2 separate regions of the Homo sapiens genome follow, and region 1 is linked to region 2. A link is a loop called in an ENCODE intact Hi-C map of the cell type or tissue named here. Cell type or tissue: heart right ventricle. All regions are shown on one strand. Each heading gives the region's core, and the rest is flanking DNA. Links, peaks and the distances in the headings are about the cores only. Region 1 overlaps ITGA9 (integrin subunit alpha 9). Region 2 overlaps ITGA9 (integrin subunit alpha 9).

Region 1 (5,376 bases), core at 203-5,202, 49 kb after region 2:
ACTCCATCTCAAAAAAAAAACAACAAATAAATAAAAGAAAGTTAAACACCTGACTGGGCACGGTGGCTCATGCCTGTAATCCCAGCACTTTGGGAGGCTGAGGCGGGTGTGAGGTTAGGAGTTCAAGACCAGCCTGGCCAACATGGTGAAACCCCATCTCTACCAAAAATACAAAAAATTAGCTGGGAGTGGTGGCAGATGCCTGTAATCCCAGCTACTCAGGAGGCCGAGGCAGGAGAGTCGTCTGTAATCTCAGCTACTCAGGAGGCTGAGGCAGGAGAATTGCTTGAACCCAGGAGGCGGAGGTTGCGGTGAGCCGAGATCACACCACTGCACTTCAGCCTGGGCAAAAGAGTGAGACTCTGTCTCAATTTAATTAAAAAAAAAAAAAGCAAAACACCTGAAATGAACAATTCATTAGAGGGGCTCAATAGCATATTTGAGCTGACACAGAATCAGTGAACTTGAAGCTGGATTACAGTACAGATTTTCCAATCTGAAGAACAGAAGGAAAAAAGAATAAAACACAAGCAAAATGGTTGAAGCCCCAGAGGCCTTTGGTGTGCTTTGTGGGACACCACAAAGTTTATCAAGATATACACAATTGGAGTTGCAGAGAAAGACGATAGAGAAAAGAGGGCAGAAAAAAAAATTTGATGAAATATCGTTCCAAAACAGTGGCAGTGTATAAACTCTTCAATAAATGATATGAAGACAATTGGCTATCCATTTGGGAAGACATTAGAGAAAGCCTGTACCTCACAGAAAAAAACAAACAAACAAAAAACAGGTGAATTAAAGTTAGATGTTAAAAAAAATATTTGCAGAACTGAATATTTTCATAATCTTTAGATGGGAAGCTCTTCTTCCTAAGCAAGCCATAAAATCCTGAAACCATAAAGAAAAAATTAACAAATTTAAACCTATAAAAATGTTAAACTTTTATGTGATCAAAATACATCATAAGGGAAAAGATATTTGGGAGAACATATTTGCAACATGGGTAACAAATAGATAATATATAAATTACTTCTACAAAATAATGCAGAAAAGACCAAAAATTATAAAAATGGTTGAAGTTATATGAACAGGAAATTCACAAAAGAAGAAATTTTAGGGGCTGGGTGTGGTGGCTCATGCCTGTCATCCCAGCACTTTGGGAGGCTGAAGCAGGAGGATCACTTGAGGCCAGGAGTTCAAAAAGAAATTTTAATAGCAAATAAACATATAGAAAGATGCCTAGCCTCACTGGTAATCAGAGCAATGCAAACTTAAAATGAGGTTTTTCTCCTCATTAAACTGGCAAAAATCTAAAAAATTGTTAAGATCCATTGTTGGTTAAGATGAAGAGAAATGAGCACTTTCAAATACTGCTGGTATGAAAGGCAATTTGACAATAACTACCAAAATTTAAAATATGAATATCAACAATTCCACTTTTAGGAACCTGTCTCAAAATTTTCACATAATATATCCAGGAGAAACTTCTAATTTTCTGATAGTAGGTGTATATTATCAGGGTTCTCAGCATAAATGTTGACTTCTATTTTGGTGAAGCAGAATATAACTTTAATAATGCTCCCTTAGGATTCTGAGAGAAAGTTGTTAGATTCAGACCAAAAAGTATGAAATCTTACTAACTTATTACAGATAGGTATAGTGCAGAGATACTGTATCAAGTACTTTACAAGAACAAATTAATCTAATCTTCATAATAATTTCTTAAGGAAATTGAGGCAAGGAAGAGTTAGAGGGAAGGCCAAGGTAAATTGGTAAGTGGCTAAGTTGACGTTCACTCTTAACAGTGGGGTTCACTGTGAAATAGGAGTTCAGCAGGACTTGTTTCTCAAGACGCAGGTCACAGAGACCCCGCTGATAAAGCAGGATGTGGTAAAGAAGCCAGCTGAAGACAGCCAGAATCAAGATGGTGACACTAATGATAATTCACCAGCACCATGACAATTTACAGATGCCATGGCAACTCCTAGAAGTTACTCTGTATGCTCTAAAAACAGAAGGAACCCTGGGTTCTGAGAATTCGCAGCCCCTCTCCTGTAAAACTCATGAATAATCCACTCCTTTTTTAGCATTTAATCAAGAAATAACCATTAAAATAGGCAAGCAGCAGCCCTTGGGGCTGTGTTACCTATGGGGTAACCACCTTTTATTTCTTTACTTTCTTAATAAACTTGCTTTCACTTTACTCTCTGGGCTTCCTCTTGAATTCTTTCCTTTAGGAAGCCAAAACCCACCGGCCCTCCCAGGCCAAACCCCAATTTGGGGGTTCATCCTGCCACAACTGTACAGTGTGGGGTCAAGGGGAACCCTTGGTCTTTTTCACTGAAAAATCAACTCAGAAAAGGCAGATTAATAGGAGAAAAGGCACACAGATTTATTTAACTTGTATACAGGGGAGGCTTCAGAATGAAGACCCAATCCCCTGGTAAGGTACAGAAGCTTATATACCATCTTGAGGTTATAGAAAGAATGCAGGCTCAGAGCATGACCACAACCAGGTTTTAATGGCAAGACATGTCATGGGGGAGAGAAAGAAGGAGGCTTGGCTAGCAAAGGTGGCATTGTTATGTAGATGAAGCCTTCCAGGTCATAACTCCTAGAGAGAATAGATGGTGAATTTCTTTTCAGACTTGTAAAGGTGTCAGACTCAATCTGTCCTAGATCTGGGAAAGGCCTGGAAAGAGAAGGGCTGGCTGCATTCAAGGAGATTCTCTACAGGTGCAAAATTTCCCCACAAGAGACAGTTTTGCAAGGCCACTTCTGTCTGCTGGCCCAGCAGCAGCCATTTCAAACGATGTCAAAGAAATCTATTTTGGGATAAAACATTTTGATTTCCTTTAGCCACTTGCAGGGTCTTGCGCCATCCTTTTGTCTGGGTGCGTAGCTGTCCAGCAGCTCTAGCACTACCTGGAAGTTGAGGCATGGTCATGCAGAACTAAGGCCCCACCCAGGCCTGCTGAGTCAGAGCCTTCACTTCAGCAAGATCCCCAGGGATTCCTTTGTCTGTTCATATTTAAGAAGCCCTGGTCTAAAGCATGAGACTTAAATCTCTGCTCTCCCATTTTCTTATCTGTAAAATGGTGATGACAGTCCTCACCACAAGAGGCTGTTGTGGGGATATTTTTATACACATGTTCATTCTTTCAACAAATACTTTGCGCCCAGCATATGCTAAGCACCTAGTGCAGAGAGGAAAACAGACAAAAAGTAATTTCCAGCCATCATGTAGCTTACATTCTGGTGGGGAAAGAGTAATAAGTAAAGCATATAGTTTATTACATGATGGTAAATGCTCTGGAGAAAAATTTAAAAAGCAAGAGGATAGGGATTGGGAAAGGCTGTAATTTTAAACGGAGTGGTCAGGGACAGTTTCACGGAGACCTTTATTCAGAAGTTGCAGGGACCAAAGCTATCTTACGGGAGTTTGCAATGAGAATTTCTTTGCCCATGGAGTCCTTGCCAAGTCTATGTCTTTTCTGAGAATTCTCTCCCCCTTGATTTCAGCCCTGTTTGATTTCTGACCTTTGAAATGCCAGCCCCCATGCTGCCGTTGTGTGGGGTTCCGACTGGACATCCAGAAGTCTCCGTGTGTGTTCTCATTAGCTTTCACTCTGGGGGAGTTTTCTGCCACAATGTGAATCACTTATTTTGCTGGCAGCAGCAGTTGACAGTGACACTGATTTTTAAAGCCTGCACATTTCACATCAGAAAAGTCCTGGATTTTATGACTTAGCTATGCTTAGAGGATAATTGCAACAAGAAGTCTCCCCTGCAGCCAGCTTATTGGAGCTGAGACTTGTATAAGAGCCAGACCTGGCACTTTAAACAGCCCAGCAAATAACCCAAAACAAAAATGAACAATGCACATTTTTATCTATGCTGCTCTTCCCCATCATGAACACATGCTTCTTTTTTTCCTCGCCTTCACCCTCAATTTTTTTTGTGGAAATTCAATGGTTGACTGTACCAAGCCAGCTCTCTGGGTGAGAGGTTCCTTCTAACAAGGATTAGAAACCCCTCTCATGTAGGAAGAGGTGGATTTGGGGGATTATATGATCCAACCCTCTACCTTTGGACAGAATACAATCGAGATGTCTCCCCAGTACACAGAACTGCTTTTCCAGCAAGTTCTCTTTGTTAAGCCATTCTGGTATCCCTCAAATCCCTTGTTATGACTATCCACAATTCTCCATGCCCCATGACCCTTTCTTAGCTAAAATGAAAAATAATTGCCTAGTTCCCTCATGTAGAGAAGTTGAGCTATTACCTTGACTTCCCCCTTCTCTTCCAAAAAAGATTACAATTCCTTTAATTTTCTTTCCCATCCTAGGGTGTCCTCTTTGCTCTCTCCATATTCTCCAAATAAAAATTCAAAACTGAGCAGCAAATCCTGTGCCTCTTCATCCAACCCCTCCTCATCATGAATCATTATCACTCAGGAAGTAAGGACCTGGTTTACTATCTGAGAACTTTAGTCCTAATAATTTCTCTACACCAACTTCTAGTCCTAATAATTTATCCGTATAATGCTCAGAAACACTCCGAGATTCTCAGTAAAAAAAAAAAAAAAAAAAAAAAAATCAAGGAAATCTTAATGGCCAAAGCCATAGGTCCAAAACCCGGCGTTCCCTCCCACCCAACTTTCCAGGCCATTTTCTCCAATAGCCCCTCATCCCTGACCTTGTCTTCCAGCCTCCCTGGACCATGAATGCTGCTGAAGGCTCTCACTTTGTACTTCCCTGGGCCCCCTGCCCTTGCTAGTGACTTCTCCTCCCCTCTGGCTGTGGAAAGCTACTCATTCTTCAAGACCCAGTTCATATGTCCTCTCTGTCAAGGCTTCCCAGATGCCTTCACAGATGGCCCTGCCTCAGGGCCTTTGCACCTGCCTTTGCTGAGAACACTGTTCCCTCCAATCTTTGCATAGCTGGCTCCTTCTTATTATGCAGATCTGAGCCCAGAGTTCACTTTCTCAATAAGTCTTCCCTGAACACTTTACCTAAAGTTGCAAACCCCCATTACTCTCTATCTCATTTGTATGTTGTTTTCTTCATAGCACTTGTCACTATGTGAAATTACTCTCTTATCATCAGTCTTCTTCCACCAGATTAAAAACACCATGAGAGTAAAGGGCAAGGTCCTTATTTTCTGTGTATTTGCAGCATTTGGTGCCGAGACCATAGTGAGTGGTGAGACAAATGAAAGAAATGGCTGCTTCCACTCTGTTAGTGGCATCCTCAGACACACAGTCACCCCTTGTATCTCCTGGGGATTGGCTCCAGGACATCCCCCCATCTCTACTTGAGATCGCCCAGTAGGAATATTTTGAACAAATTCCTTTAACCCATGGCAGAGGTTGCC
Region 2 (5,376 bases), core at 220-5,219:
TTCTCTTTCCACTGTCTGATTCTGGGTCTCTGCTTCCTCATCTGGATAGCAGCCCTAACACCCACTGTATTAGTTATCTGTTGCTGTGTCACAAATCACATGTCAAAACCTAGTAGCTTAAAACAACATTGATTAGCCCTCATAGTGGGTTGGGGATTCCAGAGTGGTTCTGGCTCGAGGTCTCTTATGAGACTGCAGTCAGGATGTTGGCTGGGGATGCAGTTGTCTGAAGGCTCCACTGGAGGATCTGCTTCCCTTGTGGCCCCTCGCTTGGCTGGCTGTTGGCCACAGGCCACAGAGCACTCAGGACCAAGGACTGGAGTGGTGGAACCCTCGTCCTTCATTAACACAAGCAGGGCAGGAGGATGAGGGTTTGTACCTGCTGTTGGCAGGGGGGCCTCAGTTCTTCAGTTCTTCTCCATATGGGTCCCTCCAACAGGTAGCTCAAGTGTTCCACCATGTAGTGACTGACTTTCCCCAATGAAACCATCCAGGAGAGCAAGAACTGGGCAGAAGCTCGCCTTTCCATGACCTCTCAGAAGTCACATAGCATCACTTCTGCCACATTCTGTTTTTCAAAATCGAGCCACTAAGTCTGGCCTACATTCAAGGGGAGGAGAATCATAGCTCACTGTAACCTTGAACTCTTGGGCTCAAGTAATCCTTCCACCTCAGCCTCTGGAGTAGCTGGGACTATAGTCACGTGCCACCACGTCCTGCTCATTTTTTAATTTTTCGTAGAGATGGTGTCTTGCTGTGTTGCCCAGGCTGGCCTCAAACTCCTGGCCTCAAGTGACCCTCCCACCTGAGCCTCTCACAGTGCTAGGATTATAGGTGTGAGCCAGTGCACCTTGCCTAGGCTTCACCTTTCAAAGGGAGGAGTGTCAAATAATTTGTGAACATATTTTAAAACCACTGTACTTAGGGTCAATGTTCTACACTTATAAGTTAAGTACCATGTGTAAAGTGCCTGCAGCAGTACCTGGCACCCATTAAAAACAGAATCTTGGCCCTCCAGAGTCCAGCAGCTGCACTTCTGAATGCTGGTGGGCACGGACGGGGTTTGATGTCCAGTAAGCCTGAGCAGCCCTGCAAATACAGATGAGCCCAAGTCACCTGTACAGTTGGGGCCTGAGGAAGTTAGGTCAGTTCTGAGGCTCCCCCAGATGTGGGACACTCCTCACGGACAAGTTCAGTGTTGTATTTACTTTTCTGGATTTATTTTCACAAATATTCAGCTTAGAATGTGCCAGGGAGGGGAGGAACATACCTCCTATGCGGCAGGAGCTGTATTGGGCACAGCCACGAGTGTCATCCCAGGGAACTCATGTGAGCCCTGTGGAGCAGGCTCTGAGCCTCCCCCAGATGTGGGACACTCCTCAAGGGTTTCCAGGTGACCACAGAGGGTCCCACCTCAGTGTGGACATTTCCATGTGTCCTCCTGAAACCCTCTGGTGAGCATCCCCACCCACCCTTTGGTGTCTGGAGCCATGGTGGCTGGTTGTCCTTCCCACTTAGGGAACCAGGCCTCAGAACTACAGCTCAGAGGCCTACTCTGTGGGCTGTCCTTTTTTCTAGGGCCTTGATTAAATTTGCTTCTCTGAACACTGTGAGGTATCTGTACTTGTTTTAACTCTTCTAGTGACAGCAATAGAAAACCTAAATTGGTGTAGGTAAAAGAGAATGTAGGGTTTTGCAAACTGAAAGTACCTGGGGTTGGCTTCGACCACAGCTTCTGGTTGGACCTCTGGAAGTTGTCATAGTGTCTCTTTCTCTCTCTCCATCTGTCAGCTTCTCTTCCTCCTTTTGGCTTCGTTCTCAAACAGGCTCTCTGTCCCTTCAGGGTGGCAAAATGGTTGCCAGGCTACAGTAAATAAATAATCTCATTTCCTAAAAGTTCTTGCAAAAATGTCATAGAGTCTGATTGGTCCAATTGAGTTAAGCCTGGGTCGCATGCCCACCTCCTAACGGGTTGGGAGTGAGGTGGAGTGGGGAGGGGATGGCTCCCCAGAGGGAAGGGTAGATGGATGTGGGTGGCAAGAAACATGTCTGCCATGGTATTGTTATCCTCATTTACCAATGAAGTGTTGGCACTCAGAGCAGGCAAGTAGCTTGGCCAGAGTCTCACAGATAATAGCAGGTGCAGACCGTCATCCTCCTGCCCCACTAGTGTTGATGAAGGACGAGGGTCTCACCTTTCCAGTCCTTGGTCCTGAGTGCTCTGTGGCCATCTTCCACTTAAAGCTCTAGGACAGACCAGCAGCTCTGGAAGTGACTGGATTAAAACCCCACCAACTGAAGACAGTGGCGTGGGATGATGGCTCGCTGATGGGAGACAGAATTTCTGTCTCTCCTGTCAGAAGCCCTTTGAAGAACTCAGCTGTCTGGACAACAAAAGTGGGAGCTTTTGTTGTCTAGAAGTTCATGTGACCTTTCCTTTCACCTTTTAGTGCTGCCTAAGTGTAAGATTTAAGCACAGCATTCTTTTCCCATGTGTCATTTTTCAGCAGTTAAAAATCCATCAGCTGAGGCCACACAAAGTTGGCACTCCCTCCTCCACCAACCCTCAGCTAAAAGGTTCAGTGGAAGGGACTGATGCTGTCTCCAGATGCAGACTGGGGCCATGGATTGAGCCACAGAGGGAGGAGGGAGGAGGGTCTCAAATTAAAAAGACAAGAAACAAACAATCTCCCCAAATAAGCAGAAAGTCTGAGCGTGGAACTGAGCTGGTTGGAGCTGGGGAGGGGGTGCGGGAGGTACTTTCAGCACTCCCTCGTGAGATCATGGAACAGGGCAGGAAATCTGAACCTGCTGCCAAAGAAAACTCGCTTTGCCTTTTGTAAAAAGCCTGTCGAGCTTTCTTCACAAGGGAGCTGCTGGTGGGGACTCACAAATGGGCATGCTGCCTGCCAGCAAGGGTCTCCTGGCCAGCCCTAAAGGCCCGGGCTGCTCTGCTTACAGCCACACGGCTGTTTCTGAGCTGAGGATGACCCTCCAGGTGGCTGAGATTCCCTCCAATCTTTTTATTTCTGGTTGGGAAACCCTACACAGACCAGTGTCTGTCTCACGGTTTAAAAGGCTGCATGCAAAACATTTCCTCCCCTGGTAGAAATGCTGCATTGAGCCACAGCCCTCCCTCTGCAGCCTGTGCAGTGTCAAGGGGACAGTGGCTGCATGATGATGTGCCTAGCAGGGTGTCCCCCATCAGGACAGTCACAGGGGTGGAACAAATGCAGGAGCCATGGAGCCAAACTGAACTGGGTTGGAATCCCAGTTTCAGCCACTTAATAGTTACATGGATATTGCCAAGTAGCCTGAGTTCTCAGAGGCTTGATATCCTCATCTGTAAGGTGGGAAGTATAAGACCTACCTCACGGTGTCAGTGTTAAATAAGACAGGGCAAAATGATGAAGGTACTCTGTAAATGTATGTCCATTCCTTCCTCCTCCTCTGGGTTCCTTTTCAGCACTTCCTCACCACAGCACCATTCTTAAGTTTTCTAGCCTCATTTATTTTAGAAGGGGAACTGGAGGCAGCTTGGAGGGAGGTAACATCTGGATGTCGCAGTGACAGCTGGTGGCTGGTGAGGAGTCCACAGGTCAGGGGCAACGGGCCCTGCAGACTTCTCAGCATCCCCTGCTCAGAAGGGGCTCTCAGAGTCCATGGGCTCAGCAGGCTGATTCTTCCCCTCTCCTATGAGACCATCCTCCATGTGGGTCCCATCCAGGAAGCTGCTTCCCTCCCAAGGGAAGGAAGCCACCAGTGTTTCTAGAATCTACATCAGTGCCACTCAAAGCGTGGTCTCCTGACCACTAGCATCCACACCAGCTGGGGCCTGGTCAGAAAAACAACCGTGGGCTCCTCCCCAGACCTATTGAGTCAAACTCTGGGGGTAGTCCCAGCAGTCTGTGTTTTAGCAAGCCTCCATGACTCGAATGTGTGCCACAGTTGGAGAGCCACTGTGCTACGGGCAGGTTATCCCAGAGCAAAGGAAGGAAAACCTCCTCTGCACAATGCACTCTGAAGGCCCCACTGAATACGGGCATCTGTGAGGCAGCATGGGACCTGATCACTCTACCATATATAGCTGTTGTGTGACCTTGGAAAGTTCCCTCACCCTCTCTGGGTCTCTGTGTCCTCATCTGCAAAATGGAACAATCATAATACTGGATTGAGGATGAGAAGCATCAATCTGTTCATCCTAGCAAAATGTTTAGCAAAATGCCACGTGTTCAGAGCTCAGGACAGGTTAGCTCCATCCTGTTAATGTTGAGGCAGCCCACCCAGGTTAAGGGTCTCATTCTGAGAGTGGCTTTGGACAGCTTGAGAATCTACAACTGTAGGTGACAGAGCAAAGAAAACTCTTGAAAAGTTTCTCTTAGAGCCTAATAGCAATAACCATTACCATGGTGGCAGCCACCAGAGTAACTCATTATATCATTCCAGCAACGCTGTGGGTTAGGAGTTACTATCTGTATTTTTACAGGGAGGTACTTAAGGCACCACTTGATAAGTGGTAGAGCCAAGTCAGTTTGAAAAAAACATAATCATTGTGCAATGACAATTTGAGACATTTTCAGGGTCCCAGTTCCATCCCCTAGGAATCTGTAAAGAGGAGAGTGGCTTCAACCTGCTGTTCAGGGCCTCTGCCCTCATTCCCTGGAGGCTGGTTTGGACAGTGTGAGAGGCATCCTTCCCAAAGCAGACAAAGAGAAAACACATGGGAATGGTAATTAAATGAGTCCATGTTTAAGGGGCACTTAAGTGGATTAAAATCAATATGTAGTCACATAAGTCTGCTAAGCCATCCTTAATGTTTGGCGGGTGGATTTCTTTGTTTAAAAAATCCTGGTTTGCTTGAAACTGGCTGCCCCATTGAAGCATGAGATAGGACGAGAGATTCCCAGGACCTGGAAGACCACTTGCTCAGAGTCTGAAATGTTTACACTGCCTCTGACTGGCATCTCTATACCAGAAAGGAGAAGAGGGGGACTAGATGTTTTTGTGTGGTAGTCTCTTTCCTGCTATCTTAGGCTGAGTTCCCTAAAACAAAATCCTGAGATGAGACATCATGTAAAAATAATTTGTTAGGAAGTGTTCTCAGGGGAATGGGAAGTAGAGCTTCAAAGGGAAGGAGGCCAAACAAGGATGTGATATCAAGCAAAGTCCCCAGGAGACAGAAAGAAGGTGGGTGACTTTGGCACCGTCTAAAGTATAGGTCACATCTCACTGTCCCAATCAGGGACAAAAGAGCATGGCTGAGGATTCCCCCAAGGGGATGTGAATTCTCAAGCACTTCCATCTCTCCATGTTCATGCAAAGAAGGTGCCAGGAGCCCCGTGGCCATCCTCCCACAAAAGACACACAGGTGGTGGC

Evidence for each region. Hi-C counts contacts between places; a loop is a spot of excess contacts. Peaks named below come from ENCODE experiments on the same cell type or tissue, not always from the same donor. Only the 100,000 strongest peaks of a DNase experiment are listed, where the experiment ranks them.
Region 1: a loop joins it to region 2, with 5 times the contacts of the local background. A loop is called at or near these places in 6 of 110 quality-filtered maps.

Annotation. Positions count from the first base shown.
Region 1 is chr3:37,759,894-37,765,269 of GRCh38, forward strand. The region is part of intron 23 of ITGA9 (integrin subunit alpha 9); the gene reads left to right. The region is part of intron 3 of ITGA9-AS1 (ITGA9 antisense RNA 1); the gene reads right to left. Among named protein-coding and RNA genes, the nearest start is that of ITGA9-AS1, 99 kb to the right of the region's middle. RefSeq lists an enhancer at 4,615-5,376. In heart right ventricle, for the core only: a CTCF peak has its summit at 3,113; no DNase peak of the experiment used is centred there; H3K27ac peaks cover 3,229 bases.
Region 2 is chr3:37,710,848-37,716,223 of GRCh38, forward strand. All of the region lies in intron 18 of ITGA9 (integrin subunit alpha 9), which reads left to right. Among named protein-coding and RNA genes, the nearest start is that of ITGA9-AS1, 150 kb to the right of the region's middle. In heart right ventricle, for the core only: no CTCF peak of the experiment used is centred there; no DNase peak of the experiment used is centred there; H3K27ac peaks cover 2,493 bases.